Linked DNA regions of Mus musculus: region 1 is linked to region 2. The links are chromatin loops, found by intact Hi-C in ENCODE. Cell type or tissue: left cerebral cortex. All regions are shown on one strand.

Region 1 (8,000 bases), 48 kb before region 2:
AGTCCTGGAGAATTTTCATGGCAGATTTATAGTGGCAGAAACTGAGCAATCTTTGTATCCATGCTAGGGAAACCCATAAGTAAAACATGCTGTGTGCCCATTAGTGAGCTCCCCTGGAAGCTAAACAGTTGTATTACACAGTCCCCTTTGCATCTGGGGCTCCAGGCAACTCTCCGACTGATCGACATGTACTGTTGTGTAGGCCTTCTGGTCACGCTAGCCTCCTGCCTGTAGTACCACAGCCTAGTTCCCCACTTCTGTTCCCCATTCAGTAGCTTTGTGGTGGCCTTTGGACCTTTAGAGCTTATCTTTAGCCTTTTCTGTGATTCTGATCTACTAATTACCCTCTGATAAATCCATGTAAGCTTTCTTCCCTGACCAAAACTACCAAACAATCGTCTATCTCCAAAAGGAGACCCGATGTGTGACTTGTCAGGACCTGACCAGAAGTGTGGATCTTTGAAACAGAAACATTTAGATTTCTCCTTCTTGGCTAAAAATAACACTTTGGTATCTAATGTGTTTCATGGCCAGTAAATTTGGTGTAAATAATAAAGGGGCTTAAAAATAAACATTCAATGATCTCTCCAACTATATACAAAATACTTAGAAACATAATCTGTCTTATCCCCAAGCACAAATAGGGCTCTATTTATACCCATCTGCCTTGTGCAAGACTTGCAGGCACCACAAGGGAGATCTTGAATTATGTTCTGTTTATTCTTGTTTTACGTTCTACTCCTGGCTAAATTACTATGGCCTTTCTTCATTTATCTATTTTTTCTTTTACCTTATATAAAAAGATCTTGGGTGCCTTGGTAACCTTAAGGGAGCACCTCAGATGCCCTGGCATCAGGAAGTACATGTGTAACTGTTTAGGAGAGGCACAGTTCCCCTTGTCCTTACAAAGTGAGTTTTGCAGATCCTTCTCCAGCCACGTTTGACATAAAAGGAGAGACAAAATTTTAATGCTAGACTTAGAAGAGCACAGCCCTATCATTTTATAAAGATTACTCATTCCTGTTACAGAGCCTGGACCAGGATTGGACTCCAAGGGTGAAATAAAATGACCTGGAAGCCAATGAAAAGAAGCCTCTAGTGAAAGCGGAGCCAGTCCTCCATCTTGCCACGGCCATAGGCCTCTATGCAATGCACACAGCTAGACCTTTCTCATTCTTGGCTTTACACACTGCCACTAGCTATACTGTGGGTGGGTGGGGGGAGCCCTGAAAAAAATCTGTTCTCATTTTCCAAGACTACACCTCAATTCCCAGCACCCACATGAGGCATCTCACAAGAGCTTTAGGGAATTCACTCCTTCCTGACATCCATGGGACACACACACACACACACACACACACACACACACACACACACACACAAGTTTTGTTTAAAAGGTTTTAAGGCATGGTTTCTCAGAGGATTCTAGCATTGTAGGCAAAGCTATGACATGTCACACAGTATTCCCATGACAGAATAAGTTCTTCATAAAGTGAAGAACAAGGATATCCCTTTGCAGTAACCTCAGGATCATCATTACTGCTGTGCACAATGGCTGCTGCTCGGGTTCTTGCTGCTCACAGTTCGTATACTTTTGCTTAGTGTTGTCACTCTCTCCTCCACACATACTTCACACTTCTTACACTGTTGTCCTTAGGGGACCATGCCTAAAATAAGCCAGCTTCCTCTGCTCTAAGAAGGAAGGAGAAATCCCTGGTGTTTGACAGATGTGTGGAATGTGTAAGCAGCTGCTCAACACACATGTGAGAAGCTGGCACCTTTCTGAGTACCTGCTTAATAAGCATCCCTCTCTAAAAGTGGGAGGACCCCTACATTCAAATGATGTTACCTACTCTACACCATAGATTGCACCAACACCTGGCAACGGGGTGTGAGCTGGACGACTCATGGTCAACAAAATCTCAGGAGTAATTTCAACCAAGAGGTGTAGGGACTGGGGACATGGGGAACAAAATTGTGTCCACACACAATAGCAGCAGCACAGCTTTAATGAGATGCTGAGGTTCCTGAAAGCAGCACTTCTCAGGCTTTCTGAGGACTACCAGCTCATGTTGGTTCTACAGTTACGGTAATTTCCTATATTGCTGGTGCCCTCTTTATTTCCCTTTCCCAGATCTGTTACCTGGATTTCTCTCGCCCCTGTCTACTGGGTTCCAGGAACTCACCAAGGTTTCTTCTGACTCTGGTTCTTTGACTCCCTGGTGTCCACTGGAAGGTCACCCAACGGCTGATGACAAAGTCCAAACACCCACCACTCAAGTTTCACAATATATATTCCTGTCGCACAGTACTGTGTTGCAGAAGAACACTTTCACACAAGCATACATTGAGTACCTTTACTGCAGAGCCCCTACCCTCTCCATCATACCCCTGCACTTTGGTTAGTCCCCTTTCTTCCCCTGGACAGTTTTGTTCACTTTTCATGTCATATAAACATATATGCCTTTATGATTCATATAAAATCTAGGAACTACAATAGAGAGAAAACTTGTACTATTTGTCTTTCTGGCCTTGACTTAACTCTCTGAACCTTGTGGTCTCTGTTTTCATCTCTCATGCTACAAAGGCATAATTTTGCTCTTTAGAACTATAAAAAGCTTCGCCCATTCCTCTGTGGTGATGGCACCTAGATTGGTCCCAAACTTAGCTGCTGTGAATATAGCTACTATAAACATGGGTGTGCAAGTATCTCTGTGGTGTGTTGACCCAGAAATAAGCCAGAGTATTTCTTCCCTCCTCTTGCATGTCTTGTTGTCTCTTAGCTAATAACTTCCTCTCTCCATAACCTGCCAGCATCCCTCCTGCAGGCTCTGCTAACATTATTTTTATCTTTCTCCTTTTCTTCTTAGAGATAACAATGTCTCTCTACTCTCACTGGACCGAGGGCCACACACTTTGTTTATCCCTTAAGTCCTATCTGGGCCTCTATAAACAATTGTTCACATTGTTTTAACATTCTGGGTAAGTTCTATTTCTGTCGGGAACTCTCAATCCCTTCCAGAAAATTCTCCCATTGCTGTTAGTACAATTTGCCTCTGTTGGTTTTGACTGTTATCTGTAGGAAGATACTACTCTATAGAAAGGCTAACAATTCCAAATGAAAATGCCATGATGAGTTACTCTCCCTTTAAAATTCAATTAAATTGTAAAATAAAATCCATTTGAAAAGGGATCAAAGGACAAAAAAGGTCATAGACTAGAAGTCAAACATAGATATAGTGAAAGATTGATGGAAACAAGAGTCACGGGCCTCTGAGAGGAAGGAGAAGTGATGCCACACGAATATGGCACAGCAAACCAAGAGGGCAGCAGAAGGGGCTACACAGAGGCAGCGAGCGAATGCCATCCACCCACACTTGTGCAAAGTGAGACCGCAGACTCTCAGGGGAAGACCTGGAAGACAGCTCTGCCCTAAGCAGAATTAACTAAAAGCCTGAACATGAAGTGGCCGAAATCCCAGGTCTTTCCTCCTCTGAAGGAGCTTGATGATGAACACTGGAGGAGTGGCTATTTCAGTAACTCTGGAATCAGGCAGGGTGGGAGCAAGAACACCTTCATGGATCCAGAATCCTAGCAGTGTGGCTGTGTGTGTGAGTATGTGTGAGCATGTTTGTGTGTGTGTGTGTGTGTGTGTGTGTGTGTGTGTGTGTCTGTCTGTCTGTCTGTCTGTCTGTCTGTCTGTCTGATGTGTTTCTGTGTCTCTGTGTGTGTCTGTAGGTTTGTGTCTGTATGTGTGTCTGTTAGTGTCTGTAAGTCTCTGTGTGTGTATGTGTTTGAGTAGGTGAGTGAGTGTGTGCCTCTGTGTATGAGTGTGTAAGTCTCTGGGTATTTCCCTTCTCTCTCTCTCTCTCTCTCTCTCTCTCTCTCTCTCATGTGTGTGTGTGTGTGTGTGTGTGTGTGTGTGTGTGTGTGTGGGTGTGGGTGTGGGTGTACTGGAGAACCTGCTTCTAGATGCTGAACACTAGAAATCCCACAGAGATATAGAGAGTTAAACAAAGTCAGTGCCCAGAGGAGCCCATAGTTAATGAAACCCAGTGTCAAACCTTGAAAGATTCTTCATTAGTGTTTAGCCCAAGCATGAATGGAAATCTTGATCAAGAAGGACCATCTCACTGTCCTCCATTTCATAGACCACCTTACCTTATAAGCACAAAAACTTGGACACTGTAACTTTGAACTTATCACAAAGAGGGAAAGGTGACATTTATGTAAAAATACATACTCTATATGTCTTGAGTAGAAATAAATTTCCAAAATATATATGAAAATAAGCCTCTATTCCTATATTTGCCTTAATTTACATTTATAATGATAAACTGTTCTAATTATCTACATAGAATACAATTGTGGCTATTCTGAATTTTTTGAGCCAGGATCCTGATGTAGTCTAGAAAGCTGGCCTGGAACTCTTTGGCCTGTAAGTTACAGCAACTTGTCCACTGGTTTCCAAGTGCTAGAGTACTTTGGATTGTTTAAACCAGTATTATGAATTTAAATTTGTAAATATCTTCCTTATAACAATATTATGAATGCACTTACTATGATAAAGGCAAATTTGCAGGTCTTTGGAATATCTAGGTATCAGCTATAATATTCAATTCAATTAGAATAAAAATATCCTGATGAAGATTAGATAAACAGTGTTCTAGTGGAACTAGACACATAGTCTGGAAAGGTTTCTTATAAAATTAAATATGCAACCACCATAGGTACCCTGCAATTATATTTTGAATCACTAATCTCACACATTCAAGGCTTATGATAAAAAGTTACATAACAATCTGTAAAAGAACTTTCACAGTAGCTGTATTTATAATATTCAAAACTAGAAACAACTCAAATGTCCTTCATTAATCGAATTGTTAAATTAACTGTGGACTCTCCGTACTGTGCTATCTCAGCCAGCCATAAGAAGAAAACAATATACACAATTTGCACGATGCTTGGGGAAACTAAACTAAGCGAAACTAGCAATATAAAATCTTTACACACTATATGATTCTATTTATTTCATTCTTGAAACGACAAACATGTAAAAATGATGATGAATTCGTGATTATTGGGACTACAGCATACGGGAGGGAAAGGAGGTGGAACTGGCTATGACAGACTTGGCTGAAGGATCCTTTAATTAAAGACAGTCTTTCTTCTGCATCTTAATGTCATTGTCCTATATGTGATGTCACACTGTAGTTTTTGCAAAATATTGCAATTGATGGTAACCAGCAAAACACAGAGGCTTGATCTCACCATATCACTTCTAACCACTGGATATGGATCCATAACTACTTGAAAATAAGAACTTTAACTTAGTACTGACATATCAATTCAAGATAAACTAGAAAAATAGAATACAAAGACATCTAAATAAGATATAAGACATTTTTAAAATGGACTCGCCTACAGATGGTCCAACATTTAACTAACATAACGTCTAAAAGTGAGAGTCCAGTGAAAATAGGAAGAAAACCAATAGTGTGAGAAGCTGTCATGAACTGAAGAACGGGAGGCTTCAGATGTAAAAGATGAAGGAAATGACACTTTTGTGCGTCAGCTTGACAGCGTCATGGGATGCACATATCTCCTGTTGAACTTTACTCTGAGTCTCTTCAGGTGTTTCAAGATAGGGACATTTGAATCTGGAGAGTATGGTAACCTGTCTTCCTCACTAGCACTGGTGGCTGAACCAAACCACTAAAGAATTAAGCAAAATAGTGAAAGCTAAGACCAAGCATTTCCTGCTTGACCTAAGCATCTCCCTGCTTCTATGCTCAGACTCACTGATATGCTCATATCAGCTGCTTTGGTTCTGTGCCCCCTCCCTTTCAGACTGTGGTTTCTCCCATGTTTATGGACTTTGAATATAGCCTGGAAGTACCCATTGGCTCACCTGGGACACCAGATTGAAGATGCTAGGTCATTTGAGTTCATAATTGCATAATCTAAATTCATATAATAAACCATGTCTTTGACTTATACACACACATAATGCATACAAATGAGTAGTCTCTTTCTCTAGAGAGCCCTAATTTTAGAAAAAAAAAAACCCCTCATTCAGTGCTTTTCAAAACAATGTAAAAGGCTTCACTATATCACCAGGGTCCAGAGATATAAAGGGTCTCAGATCTCATACAACTCACAAACTAACAAGTTAGCCTGCCACAAGTTCCTAAATTCTAGCACAATGCTTCTAGATTAGAGATAAAGGACTTTTAAAAATGTAATCAAAATTAGTTTTATATTCATGTAGCTTTTTTTTTTACACACATTCTTGACTCCATAGGAAAAGAAAAGTATGATAGAAAAAGAAAGAGAAACCAAGATATGTCTTGTCAATGCTATAAGGTTATAGCACATCTGAGAAACTTTGACCTTGAAAAGCACACGTTTTGTATACTGGGCTTCAAGCAAACCCTCCCAAACCTTGCACCAGTACTGCACAACACATACAACTGCCCTGTAATAAAAATGGACACACAGTGTGTTTTATATTCTCCATGCAAATATATTTGAAAAGACAGTTCAGAAATCTGTCAGTTTCCTCAGCTCATGAAATCAGTAAAAACTCTAGAATGTTCTCTATGGTGAACTGATTAAATAAAATAAGGAGATTTAAAATTTGCTACAAAGGAAAAAAAATGAAGTATAGGGTTTCCTCTATCAATCTTAGTTCCTGGAAGACAGCAAAGCTATGCCAAAAATCTAGAGCAAATTATATTAAACCTAAAATGTATACCAAGCCCAAACACCAATCCAAACATAGCAGAAGAAACAAGTTGAGGCACTTACTGTTGTAAATGGTAATCATTTCCAAGCACCTAATACAGAAACCTGCCAACAATTCATGCAGCAACTCAAATGAAAGTGCAAAAGGAGAGCTGGAGAGATGACTCAATGGTTAAGAGCACTGACTACTCTTCCAGAGGTCCTGAGTTCAATTCCCAGCAACCACCTGGTGGCTCACAACCATCATGTAGTAGGATCCAGTGCCCTTTTCTGGTGTGTCTGAGACAGCTACAGTGTACTGTATTTATTTCAGTGTATGAAATAAATAATTTTTGAAAGGAAGGAAGGAAAAAGGAAGATGAAAGAGAAAGGTTTAAAATCCAGCATGTGAGTCAGCATAGGTTATCAGTAAAGAATGTCTGTGAAGAGAGTGAAGGAAATACCAGCTACACAGGAAGTCATAAGAGCCTGAGCTGTAGACTAGAAGGGAAGAAGATATGATCTCAAGGCTGAGACCTGGTGCTACAGCAAGTACAAGACTAGATGTTTGAATAAGAATGGGTGGGAGAGCTGGCCTTGCTGTTTGTCTTCTGTGAGGTGGCTTGGGGGGATGGGGAGGACCATCCAGACACTGCCCCACCCGGGAATCCATTCCATAATCAGCCACCAAACACAGACACTATTGCATACGCCAGCAAGATTTTGCTGAAGGGACCCTGATATAGCTATCTCCTGTGAGGCTAGGCCAGTGCCTGGCAAATATAGAAGTGGATGCTCACAGTCAGCTATTGGATGGAACACAGGGCCCACAATGGAGGAGCTAGAGAAAGTACTCAAGGAGCTGAAGGGGTTTGTAACCCTATAGGTGGAACAACAATATGAACTAACCAGTACCCCCAGAGCTCCTGTCTCTAACTGCATATGTATCAGAAGATGGCCTAGTCGGCCATCATTGGGAAGAGAGGCCCCTTGGTCTTACAAACTTTATATGCCCTAGTACAGGGGAATGCCAGGGCCAAGAAGTGGGAGTGGGTGGGTAGGGTAGCAGGATGGAGGGAGGGTATAGGGGACTTTCAGGATAGCATTTGATATGTAAATGAAGAAAATATCTAATAAAAAATTTTAAAAAATAATGTTAGGGACTACCTGCAGCCCGGAAGTCATATACATATAAGTAACACTAAATTTACTCAGCTATATTAATTTAATATTCAAATAAATAAACGGACATGAATTTGAGATGGGGTAGGGGA
Region 2 (8,000 bases):
GGATAATCAAGGTTGTACCTCATGCTGCAACTGAACTTAGTAATGTGTAAGAATCACCCACGTAGTACTACTGGTTTTAAAAGTATGAAGGGGTCATGGAGAGTAGCAGAGGCTTGGCACTGTCAGGAACTAAGGAAGGCCATTGGTGAAGGTACGGCTTCAGTTGTAGTTGATGGCCAAGGACTGAAGGGGTAATGGAAAGGAGTTTGAGACTTGGCACCATATAGGAAGCTTATGAGAGACTCAGGATATTGGAGATACCAGTACCATGGGATGATCACCAAGAACAGTTGCCACATCAGAGTCAACCAGAGCCTAGAGTGTTACAGAGGGCAGATCTGGATATATAAAACTCTTTGGAGGAAACCAGAAGATTATATGTGGATCACAGACATTGGAACAAGAAGTTGTAACATTGATGTTGCCTTAGAGAACCCAAGATCTTTGAGATGCCAAAGCCATAGGATATCTCCTGAAGAATGCTGATAACGGGGAATGGAACCAGCCCAGGAGAAAGAAGCTTGTTGCAGTCAACAAAGATGGAAAAGGAGTTGGAGATAAGAAGACTGCTTTGACATCAGACATGGAGATACAGAGTTAAGAGTTTGTCTTTCTGGTTTCCTGTCTTGCTTTAGGAATTACAGTTAAATGAATGAATCTAAGAAGAAACTTTGAACTTTGGATTTTTGACATTGTTGAGACCAGCCAGGCAGTGGTGGCACATGCCTTTAATCCCAGCACTTGGGAGGCAGAGGCAGGAGGATTTCTGAGTTGGAGGCCAGCCTGGTCTACAGAGTGAATTTCAGGACAGCCAGAGCTATACAGAGAAGCCCTGTCTGGAAAAACAAAAACAAAATAAAACAAAACAGCCAATCAATCAACAAACAAACAAAAAAAAACATTGTTGAGATTACTATAGACTACAGGGACTTATAAAGTTGGACCAAATGTATTTTGCATTATGCTATGGTAGGTATGGCTCCCATAGAGTAATATATGTGTATAGGCCTATGGGAACCATGGCTAGAATGCCATTGTTTGAATATGCTTGGCACAGGGAGTGGTACTATTTGGAGGTATGGCCTTGTTGGGGGATGTATGTCACTGTGGGCATGGGCTTTAAGACCCTTGTTCTAGCTGCCTGGAAGCCAGTCTTCTCCTGTTTGCCTTCAGAACAGGATATTGAAATCTCAGCTCCTTCAGAGCCATGCCTGCATGGGCACTACCATGCTCCTGCCTTGATGATAATGGACTGGACTTCTGAACCTGTAAGCCAGGTCCAATTAAATGCCATCCTTCTAAGAGTTGCCTTGGTCATAGTGTTTGTTCACAGCAGTAAAACCCTGACTAAAACAATCTTAATGACTGCATATTTGCTATTACCTCACCTCAAAACTCCCCAAAGAAGTCTCATCCATTTCTGCTCCACACATAGCTCTGTTAGAGAGCAGGCAGATCAGGCTGACACCAGCACCTCCATTGTGACTTATGTGCAACTGTCATACCACACAACACCTTCTGGCACTCTCAGCAGCTTACTCAATGACTTATGTAGAGAGCTACACAGGCTCTTCCAGCTGTTATCTACCTCCCAGACTTAAATCCATTATATTGCATGCAAAGTTCAATGTTTATTGCCATATAGTTAACCACTGCTAATATCCCAGTAATAATAAACCTTGGATCTCTCCACTAGAATTTGAATCTTCTAAGCAAAATTTACCCTTTGGCCAAGACCCATAACTTCTACAACACCCTGCTGTCTATCCCTGTGTGCTGGTTAGTTGCCACCTTGTCACATCTAGATTCACCTGGAAAGTGAGTATCTCAATTGAAAATTCCCTCCATTAGCATAGTCTACAGACAAGTCTACAGAGTGTTTTCTTGATTACTGATGCATGTGGGCAGCACCACACCTAGGAAGGTGGTCCAGGTTTGTATAAGAAAGCAGTCTGAGCAAGCTATAGAGAATAAGTAGGACTCCTCCATGGCCTTTGCTTCAGTTCCTGCCTCCAGGGTCCTGCATTTATTTAATGCCCTGACTTCCCTACATGGTGGATTTTAAGCTGTAAATTTAAATTAACTACTCTCTCTTCCCCAGTTTGCTTTTGATAATGGTCTTTATCCAAAATATAAACATCTAAGACACCATGAAAAATTTCACATTGGAATCTGTGGATTATCCTCCTGCCCATCTGCTTCTTTCACTCACAAAATACTGCTCTCCTAAATTCCATCTCCTAAACTCCATCTCCTAACATCTCCTTCAGCCCTGACTGATCGTCATTAGCCTCCCAGCTATTGTCTAGGCCCAAGAGCTTGTCACCTCTCTAGACTGGCCTCTAGCATCCTTACTGTGACTACATCTCTGTGGACCTCCTATTCCATTCAACCATCCTTCATTGACTCCTTTCCCTGGGACTATTATTTACAGCATGGTTCTTTCATCCTAGCCATGCTACTTGGAAGCCATCTACACAGCCTCAATTCTCCCCAGGTCTCTGACTTCTTGAGCTACCATTTAATGTAAAAGGTAGAAACTGCCTAAAGATAAATTTACTCATGTTCTTGACAAGAAACCAGCAACCACATTTGCATCTGTAGCTATTTTTATTTATTCTCCATTCTCCAGTAGGGGAAATGGATACATCTTGGTCTTGTTGAGTTTGAGCCCTCTACTTGGATACCAGGTCCCAGATAGCAGCGAACAGATCTGGCCATTGCTAGATTTCTGTCTTATCCCCCCCCCTTTTTTTTGTTCTTCAGAGCCGCCCTGACCATCTAAACAAACTCAAACCAATAATTTAATTGTATGTTTTATGGAGATGTAATCTATATAGCACATCCCTTCAAACAACTGGTGCTTACAGTAATTGTGAGCATATTCAGAAATGAATTATAAACTATTAGTAATGAGGTATGCAGTTTCACCATGGCCTAAATTTAGAACATTTTATCTTCATCTAAAAGACCCTCTACCTACTCACTATTGATTAAGCTTCATATCCTCCCATACTCTATTACATGGGAAACCTGTGCATTAGCCATTTCAGGACTTTTTTTTTTTTTTTTGGAAATAGAATCATAGAATGTATATCCTTTTGTATCTGGCTTTTTCACTTAGAAAATGTTTTCAAAGTTTACCCATGTTGTAGAATCTGCCAGTTATTCATTCTTTGTTATAGCTGAAGTGGTTCTCCAGTATTGTTATGTCATAGTTTATTTATTCATTAGTCAATAGGTATATGAGCTCTTTGTCTTGTTTCATATATATTACATATTATGCATTGCACATCGCACATTGCATATCAGACACCACACACTATATACCAAACACCACTTACCACACTATATTTTATATAATCATATATCATATATCACATATCACAGTTCACAGTTTACATATCACATTTTATATTTCATGTATTATGAATTATATTATGTATATAATTACACATTATATAATTAAATTATATATAATATATGATTGACTCATACTGTAATGGAAGCTGATAAACCCCACTATCTTCAGGTTGAAGCAGCAAGCTGGTGATTTAGAGTATTAGATGGTTAATTCCAGAGGTCAGTAGCCTATAGTGAGCCATGTTTCAGGCAGGAAGAAAGCTGAGTTTCCACTTAGAAAGCCATCCATCTTGAATTCACCCTGTTCAATAGAATTTTTTTTTCTGTTTACATTCTTACTCACTGAAACACACACACACATACCAAGAAAGACAATATGCTTTATTGAGTCAAATTTACATGTGGGTCTCATCTAAAAGCACCTTAGTATAAATACCCAGAATATTGTTTGACCAAATGTCAGACCATCTCATGACTTCATTTACATAAAGGCAGTCCAGGCTTATTTCCACTCTGTATATGTCATGGATATTCCTGCTGTGGATGATGTTCTCTGTGTGGATCTATATTTTCATTTCTCTTGGATACATATCTAGATGTTGTGAAGTTGAAACTTAAGGGTTCTTTGGAAAGTTGGTTGGATAGTGTTTTGCTGGGGCAAACATGTGAAGGAACATTTAGCTGAAGTAGACGTAGGAAAAAAGATGTTCTGCTAAAGCGAGCATGTGAAACGGCATGCGATGGATTATTTGCTAAGGACACACATGTATTGGTCCTCCTTACATTGCTTAATTGATCTGCATTGGTTGGGACTCCATAGAGAGAAACACACTAAGAAACTTCTGGTGGTGTGCTGCAGTTTCTTGCTGCTTCCAAGGACTCTGGCTAATTGGCAGAGTGATGTCAGCTGAGACAGATGCATGTGCTGAGGCAAGACTCGTGGAGGACAGTGACGTTTGGAGGTTATAAAAAGGACAGGACAGACAGGACAGATGGGAGGCTGAGCTAGGCTTGCTTGTAGAGCTAGTTGTGCAAGGCTTATGGGTCTTGCTGATCTTTGCTTTGCTGAGAGAAGCTCAGTTGAGAACTTCTGGTGTCCCTCCGGGTCCCTCTTGCTGACTTGTGCTGATGTTGAGGCCTGACTGTCTCTGCTACATAGTAACACCACTGCTGATTCCTGTTTGCTATCCCGACTCTACCATACTAGACTGCTGGTTTATTCTTGAAGTGTTTGTGAGTGGTTCGAGCTACCACTGCTGACCTGTGAACTGAACTGATGATTTCCAGATAGCACATATGGGAGTTGCTCCAAAGAACCTTTCTAAACAGGTCCACTTACTGCCACCCACCCACCCACACACATACACACACAAGTATTCTTTCTTTCCTACTACCTCTGGTGGGTGGTAGGCTGAAAGGGAGGTTAAAGTTTAAGAACCATCATTAAAAATGAGGCTTGAGAACATTAAAGTTACAGTGTAGAGTGTGCTAACCCTGCTTGACCTTTTGAGGAAGTACCAAGCTGCTTTCCAAGCAGCTGTTCCAGTTTCGTTTTTCAGTAGCCATCCCAGACAGTTCCAATTATATCCACATTCTCACCAACACTTGTTATTTCTGTTTTCTGGGTGAGGGCCATGATGATAACTGCCAAGTGCTATCTCAATGTGGGTTTGGTTTAATTTCCCTGATAGCTAATGGATATAAGCTCTTCCTACTTTGTCATTTCTTGAGACATCAACTCATGTGGTTTGCCAACTTTTGAACTGAGTTGCTTTTTCTTCATTGGCTTATAATAAATAGATCCCTATATAGTCATACTGTCTTCTTTATTGTTTTTGTTTGTTTGTTTGTTTTGTTTTGTCTTATTTTGTTTTTTCTGAGACAAGATTTCTCTGTATATCCCTGGCTGTCCTGGAACTCACTCTGAAGACCAGGCTAGCCTTGAACTCAGAAATCAGAAATCTGCCTGCCTCTGCCTCCCAAGTGCTGGGATTAAAGGCATGTGCCACCACTGCCCGGCTCATACTGTCTTTATGAACAAATCCTGTAAACAAACTCTGTTCTAGGAACCTCAAGAACCATTTCATGACCTTGGGTCCTTCATTCTTGGGTCCTCTCCTGGGTCCTCTATCTTCCCAGAATTCTGCTATATTATCTCGAAAAATTACCTGTGGGCTTAGGAGATGTCCTGTGCTTCCTTCATCGTGACATTAAAATTCCACTTTCACTGTCAATGATGAAACATTTGTGACACTCACCTTCCCTTCTCCACAGGCTTGTGAGATGTGTGTTGTTATAACTCTTACTTTACAGATTCCAAACTCCAATGTCTAGTATATCCAGGATGTAGGAGAGAACCTAAGGAACGCAATCTCGAGCCTGTGTTCTTTGCATGCCACTGTATCCTCTCTCATCTTTATTAATTTACTTTGTCAAGAAGATGTGCATCAATTGCTTTTTCTAGCTTTCTGTATTCCATACCAACTATACACTGGTCAGAGAATAACTCTAATTTGCTCAGCACCAACTTTCCAGACCTATTCTAATGCTTCTTGAATCGGGTACCTTAATAAATCATTATTGAATTAATGTCTTAATTGCTCAGATAATCAGACCATGTCACATGGTACTCAAACCACATGGTGGCTTTCTTTGGAATAAGTCTACATGGTTTTGAAGGGATAGAGGTCCCATCATACCAAAAACAGCACCCTTCTTGCTTTTTGTTTTGTCACTTAAATCACATGCATTGCATTGTACAGTTCTCAGCTATTTATGATTGTTCAAATTTTTTTTTGTTTTTTTCATCAATGTGACAAATAATCTAGGTAAACATCTTAAATGTCAAAGATTCATTCTGGAATCTGCCTTGTGGCTTTGGGAGTTTGGGCCCTTGCTCAGCTGTCCCCACTGCTACTGGATGACTGTAAGACAGACATCATGACAGTGGGACCACAGGACAGAAGAAAGTGCTTATCTCTTGGCAGGTTGGAAGCCAAGAAAAAGACAAACAAGGGTCAGAGTGAGAGGTAGCCAAATACGCACCCCTATCCACCCACTTCCTCCAGCCAGGTCCCACTTTCCACAATTCTTACCTACTCCCAATAATCATAAGTTAGATCAATGCCTTCAGGGTTCATACCCGTCCTAAAAGCTCCACCCTGGAACATACAGCTAACCAAGCCTTCAGCACTAGACTTTTGGGAGGAGATTTCTTATCTAAACCATATTATTTCAATGCTTGACTCTTCAGAGTCCTGCCCATGTCCTCACACAAAATGCAAGTGGTTCATCCCCAGAATCCCCAAAATTTGAGCATTTCTTTGAAGTCCCAGTTCATAGACTCACCTGAGATTCAAGACAAGCCCTCAATTGCAAGCCTTTATAGAAACCCAAAGCTTTTTTACATCCTCCCAACATACAGCAGCACAGAGGAACCATCTTGGACTTCACAAAGTTTGAAAAAGTTGATCCTTCATTTGTTTGACATAAGTCTCTTATTTGTCCACTGAAGATAACTGTCTTCTTCCAGGAATCTTCTCTGACACACAGAAAACACTCTCAGCACACATGCTATGTAAAGGGTAGCCTAATATATTGAATTTGTGTTTTAGTTCCCTTTATATTTATCATGTTCATGGAACAGTTAGGGCATCTCCTATGTGCCAGGCTCTGTGTTTGAGTCCAGAATCAGAGTGATGAGTGAGATGAGGTCTCTGTGTTTGTGGTTTTTGTATTTCCCTGGGAGGGGCTGACCTTTAAATGAACACAATGTTCCAAAGAAACCAAATAATAAAGACCTGGGGAGTATTTGGGGGACATTGCTGAACAGTATATGGTCAAGGAAGGTCCTTCTGACAAGAGGATATCTGAAAGAAACAAAGAAATTACATATTCAACATGTTTCTCCAAGAAAAAGACCTAATACAGAGGGAGCAATAGCTTTGTGGGCTGGAGACTAGACTGTGCTAGCCAAGGGGCAGCAGAAGAGGTGCAGCAAGGTGGTGGCACCAGAGCTTGGAGGTCACAGCCATGTTTGAGAATGTTGGTTTCAGTGCAATCTATGTTATTCAAGGGTTTCAAACAGAAACATCTCACAGCTATATACATACACACTTGTAGGTGGACAGAAAAATACACATATCTTTTTATTCATTTTTACTACTAGGTAAAAAGTATGAATGCTTACTTAAAAGATACTTCAATACTGCTAGTAAGGCAAGAGAGGCTGTGAGGTAAGAGCGGGAAGATACATGTAGGAGGCAATGTTGTGAAGTCTTAGTTATAGATTGGACTTTGGAGGAGACAATGATGAGTGGAAGAGTAGGGTGTGGTGAGCCCTTGGAATCTGACCTCTCTGGGGAAATCCGATGCTGTCTAGTAAAAGGTAAGTTAGGGGATAGGCAGATCCAACAGTAGGAAAGTTTGGCATTAAAGGGTGACTACCAGCTCTTTTGTTTTCTTTTAACATAATTTGACTTTAAACTTCTCTAGTTTTAAGAGTAGAATCCAGCATATGTGTTTATAGCTAAAGAAAAAGGCTATGTTTTGTAAACCTCACCACAGAAGAGTTGCCATGTGTCTTTCCTTACTTGGGCCTCAAGGAACAGCAGCATCTACTTATTGTGTTCTGAAAC

Evidence for each region. Peaks named below come from ENCODE experiments on the same cell type or tissue, not always from the same donor. Only the 100,000 strongest peaks of a DNase experiment are listed, where the experiment ranks them.
Region 1: it touches region 2 in a loop (1.9-fold over the local background); 3 of 42 quality-filtered maps call a loop at or near these places.

Annotation. Positions count from the first base shown.
Region 1 is chr1:55,811,902-55,819,901 of GRCm38, reverse strand. No RefSeq gene overlaps it. Among named protein-coding and RNA genes, the nearest start is that of Gm32949, 73 kb to the left of the region's middle. In left cerebral cortex, no CTCF peak of the experiment used is centred here; no DNase peak of the experiment used is centred here.
Region 2 is chr1:55,763,851-55,771,850 of GRCm38, reverse strand. No RefSeq gene overlaps it. Among named protein-coding and RNA genes, the nearest start is that of Gm32949, 120 kb to the left of the region's middle. In left cerebral cortex, no CTCF peak of the experiment used is centred here; a DNase peak (open chromatin) is centred at 4,948.